2 separate regions of the Homo sapiens genome follow, and region 2 is linked to region 1. Evidence: read pairs that join two places in POLR2A ChIA-PET (ENCODE). Cell type or tissue: PC-9. All regions are shown on one strand.

Region 1 (2,500 bases):
ATTGTTTTAGTTTAGATTTCATGTTAAGAATGAAGTTGGGTATCTTTTCATCTGTTTAGGAGCCATTTGCATTTTTACCTTCTAAACTATTACTGTCCTTCACCCAGTTTTCCATTTGGTTATTATAAAGCAACAAGGGATGGAAAATCTGATGAATGAGAAAAAACCTAAGAAAATGCATAGTTAGAGAGAGAATAAAAGGGTCATTATCTTTACACAACTGCCTTTTAAAATCATTAAAAAATATATATTCTTGTATCCCCTAGATGCTGTCATTAGGCTCTGTCCTCTCTGTAATTATGAAAATCCTTCCCTGAAAGATGTGCAGTATCCAGTTGCCATTCTTATGGCCTGTGGTTCTCATAGTTGTCATCATTACCACTAATTTTGGCCAGTAATATTTGTTACTTAATATAAAATGTGAATTTTGCAAAGGAGGAGAGGAGTGTAGTGTGTAGTTAGCTAGTCAGCAAAAAGACTAGGAATAATCTTGATTATGGCATGAACCTGGAGTTTTAAAAATTTTAAATTAGTCAGTAGACTTGGATTGCATTACCTTGTGGAATATGGCTTTGAACTTTTCTGCACTTCATTTTCTTGAGTTGTCAATTGGTAGAGGTGGGAGTTGTGCATATGATCTGCAGCCAAGTTTTATAATTCTAGGAAGTCTGGAAGATTCAACATGAAGAGTCCTAGGTATCAGCATTCAGGGTCTTTTAGTACATGTTTAAGCTAAAGTTGGAAGCTAGGTCAGAACTTTGGAGAGCTCCAAGCAAAGGAGATTATGGTGCTTGGGTTGCTTCTGAACTTTTAGATACATTTGCTTTTCATTAGCTGTCTTTAAGGTTATTGAAGCCTGAGAACCTTAAAGGTTTACAGATTTTTAAAGTTCAGTGTATTTCACAGTTACCACAAGTAAAGTTTATAATGTTTTAGAGCAAAGACTGTGGGTTTAGAGCAGTATTTCTCTAAACATGGTCCAACATCACTTGGGAACACGTTAGAAATGCACATTAACAAGCCCCACCCCAAATCTACTGGATCAGAAACTGATGATCAGGCCCAGTAACCTGTTTTAACAAACCCTTCAGATGATTCTGGTGAGTGCTAGAGTTTGAGAAACACTGGCTTACAGGCTTTCGTGATACTTACATCAAGGAGGGGCATCTGAGTCTGTCAGATCCCATGATCTCCTTAGGGTTGAGAAGTATACAGGCTCTGAGGAAAATATGGTTTTATTTAAATACTTCTTAGTTCATATGTCTACCTACTGAGAGGCCATTTTAGTATATACTAGGATCCATTTAACTGAAAGTTAGATATACAACAGCACTATTGCTAGACTTGTAAACTATTCAACCCTGCATTCTTTAAATCTACGTTTTATATTTGTGCATATAACTTCATTGAACATATGGTCCTGAATATTTGTTCTGCTTGAAAATGGATTTGTATCATATAGCTTTTATCCAGTCTTGTTTTTGATAATTTATATCTCTTGCAGTTAAGGATATCCTCTCTGCTTTCGTGTCTGTTCCTGCTGCTCTGTTTAGAATACCCTTGCATCTACTTTCTCTTTGCCATTTAGTATTAGTACCTAACCTAATTTAGAAGGGATACTGTTATACATGTTGTACTTGAGGTACAGTCAGTGTTGGTTGTTACTGGATTCATTGGAGTGGTAAAAATAGTTTTGAAAAGTTATATAAGAAAGGAAATACAGAGTTGCAAGAGGATAGACCAAAGAGATTTTAAGGGAATGACACTTTTGCAGAGTGCTGTTAATACTCAAAATAATCGCCTTTAGAAACAAGGTGTGCTTGTGTTTCTGTCTTATTTAGTTGCCTGCTATCAAGAGGTTTAGATATTGACAAATAATTTCCAGAAGTAAATATTTAGGATTTTTTTTTTGAGGTGGAGTTTCACTCTTGTCACCCAGGCTGGAGTGCAATGGCACAGTCTCCGCTCACTACAACCTCCGCCTCCGGGGTTCAAGCCATTCTCCGGTCTCAGCTTCCCGAATAGCTGGGATTACAGAGGCCCACCACCACACCCAGCTAATTTTTGTATTTTTAGTAGAGACAGGGTTTACCATGTTGACGAGGCTGATCTCGAACTCCTTACTTCAGGTGATCCGCCTGCCTCAGCCTCCCAAAGTGCTGGGATTACAGGCATGAGCCACTGCCCCCGGCCAGAAATTTACAGATGCATGAAAGTAGGGGCTTTGTATAAACATGGATATTGCTTCTCTTTACATTAAAAAACACCACCATTGATAATTCATAGATAAATGTTGGAAAGCTTAAATGTATAAGTCTAACAAAAATAATCTTTTGATTTATCTGTATCTTTGCTCCCCTTGACAGTCCAAAGAATTTTTCCTTACTGCTGTTATGATTAGAAAGGTTTAATTTAGCTTCTGTGTGGTATAGTGGGAAAAGTACTGAGCTCATTGTTCATTTACTAATTGGTAAGATTTATAAACAGTATCTCATTTATT
Region 2 (2,500 bases), 230 kb before region 1:
GTTGGAAAACAATTAGGTTCATCCTGTCACAGGTGAATCAACTTTTTACTCTAAATTATTTATCATTTAATATTAATTCCCAGTCTTTAAAAAATATTGAAATATTGCACTTAAGTTAGCAGAAATTTTTTCAGTTTGAAGATGTTATTTTAAAAACATATATATTATTTTTAATATTTACTATTTAATAAATGTTTGATAATGAACCTAATAAATGCCTCATATTTGCTTTCTACTTCAGAGCTATATTTCCCAGACTTCAGCTAAAGCTGCATATTACATATATTATTATTTACTTAAATTTTTTCTTTAAATTTATCACTTAATTGATTCATTCAATAAATATTTATTAGGCACAAATGTACTAGGCACTATTCAAGCCACTTTTTAGATTTAAACAACTTAAGTTTTATCCTAGGATATTGTATATGTAAAATCATAATATTACTTGTATTTTTCTAATGTAAACTTATATGAATAATATAACTATTAAAAATATGCAAAGGAGGCCAGGCACAGTGGCTCACACCTATGATCCCAGTGCTTTGGGAGTCTGGGGTCAGAGGATCACTTGAGGCCAGGAGTTCAAGACTAGCATGGGCAACATAATGAAACCCTATCTCTACAAAAAATTGTTAAAAATTAGCGAGCATGATGCTGTGCACCTGTGGTCCCAGCTACTTGGGAGGCTAAGGTAGGATGATCACTTGAGCCCATGAGGTCAAGGCTGCAGTGAGCATGCCAGGCATGGTGGTGCACCCCTATAATTCTAGCTACTTGGAAGACTGAGGTGGGAGGATCACTTGAGTTCTGGAATTCAAGGTTACAATGAGCTATGATCACACCACTGCACTCCAGCCTGGGTGACAGAGTGGAGACCTTGTCTCTAAAAAAAAAAAAAAAAACTAAAAAAGAATATTTAAAGGTTTGTCCATGTTTTACCTAAATAATTTTACATACCACCAGTGGCCCTTTGACTGCTTTGGTGTTCATAAAGCACCTTCATGTTCGTGGTCATTTTAGATCCTTTCAGTGACCCACAAAGATGTGCAGAATTATCCCCATTTTACAGATGGGAGAACTGAAGCTCAGAGAAGTGGCATCCCAAAGAATACAAATCACAGGTAGTTAAGCCAGGTCGCAACCCTGGTCTTCTATTCTATATGTAGCACTCCTTACATTATGCCATTCCCCAACAACAGGACTTTGTAGAAATGGAATGGGGAAGTAAAGACTGAAAAGGTGAGCTTGAGGTCAACTCTGTTATAAGATCGATGATGTGGCTAGTGCTCCATTATTCTTTGACGTTTGCACAACAGCTCTGCTTCAGCAATAAGGAGCACCAAAGAATTCACACAGAGAGGTGTTATCAAGATTAAAGCCTGCAGAAAATTTTAACATCATCTCCGGTTAACCAGCTCTATTTAAAAGTGATCTAGGATCATTGATCCAGGTTCTTCGTTTTTGTTTGTTTGGTTTTTGTTTTGTTTTTGAGATGGAGTCTCTCGGCTCACTGCAACCTCCAGCCTCCCATGTTCAAACAATTCTCCTGCCTCAGCCTCCTGAGTAGCTGGGATTACAGATGCCTGCCACCATGCCCAGCTATTTTTTGTATTTTTAGTAAAGACAGAGTTTTACCATGTTGGCCAGGCTGGTCTGGAACTCCTGACCTCATGATCCACCCGCCTCGACCTCCCAAAGTGCTGGGATTACAGGCGTGAGCCACCATCCCCAGTCAGATCCAGGTTCTTCAAATATGTATTATACCTCTCTTTCGAGGGTTGGTTTGGCTCTCTGAAAGGTTATGTCTTCTTTTGTCAGACTTTAAGTTTCTTCTGAGATACATGAGGTCCCACTGTGCTGACACCAAATCAAAAACTTAGTTAAATTATCAAATGTGTAATATGGGCCTTCTGAACAAAATAAGCAAATAAGCAACCAGAGATTCAGCCTTGTTCAGAAAAACTCTTAATCATCTACCACATAGTAATGTCTGGCTTTATGAATATGTTTCTATCCGCACTGAACAAACTATAAAACTATTTATGTTGAAGAATTATTATATCCAAACAATTTGAATGAAAGAAGAGTTTTTAATAGTCAAAAAGTATTGGTAGGGCACGGTGGCTCATGCCTTTAATCCTAGCACTTTTGGAGGCTACGGCAAGCAGATCGCTTGAGCCCAGGAGTTTGAGATCAGCTTGGGCAATATAATGAGAACCCTGTTTCTACAAAAAAATAAAAAATAAAAAAATTAGCTGGGCATTGTGGCACACAGCTGTGGTCCCAGCTACTAAGGAGACTGAGGTGGGAAGATTACTTGAAGCCCAGGAGGTCGAGGCTGCAGTGAGCCAAGGTCACGCCACTGCATTCTAGCCTGGCCAACAGAGCAAGACCCTGTTAAAAAAAATTAACATTTAACATATGTGTATATTTATACATGAATAAGTAAACTATGAATACATATAAATTCCAGGTAGCTTTATGATTCTTAAATGAC

What was found. Peaks named below come from ENCODE experiments on the same cell type or tissue, not always from the same donor. Only the 100,000 strongest peaks of a DNase experiment are listed, where the experiment ranks them.
Region 2: POLR2A ChIA-PET joins it to region 1 with 7 read pairs; 2 of 35 experiments call an interaction of 5 or more read pairs at or near these places.

The regions. Positions count from the first base shown.
Region 1 is chr2:148,729,509-148,732,008 of GRCh38, forward strand. The region is part of intron 2 of EPC2 (enhancer of polycomb 2); the gene reads left to right. Among named protein-coding and RNA genes, the nearest start is that of EPC2, 86 kb to the left of the region's middle. In PC-9, no CTCF peak of the experiment used is centred here; no DNase peak of the experiment used is centred here.
Region 2 is chr2:148,496,899-148,499,398 of GRCh38, forward strand. All of the region lies in intron 11 of MBD5 (methyl-CpG binding domain protein 5), which reads left to right. Among named protein-coding and RNA genes, the nearest start is that of EPC2, 150 kb to the right of the region's middle. In PC-9, no CTCF peak of the experiment used is centred here; a DNase peak (open chromatin) is centred at 1,243.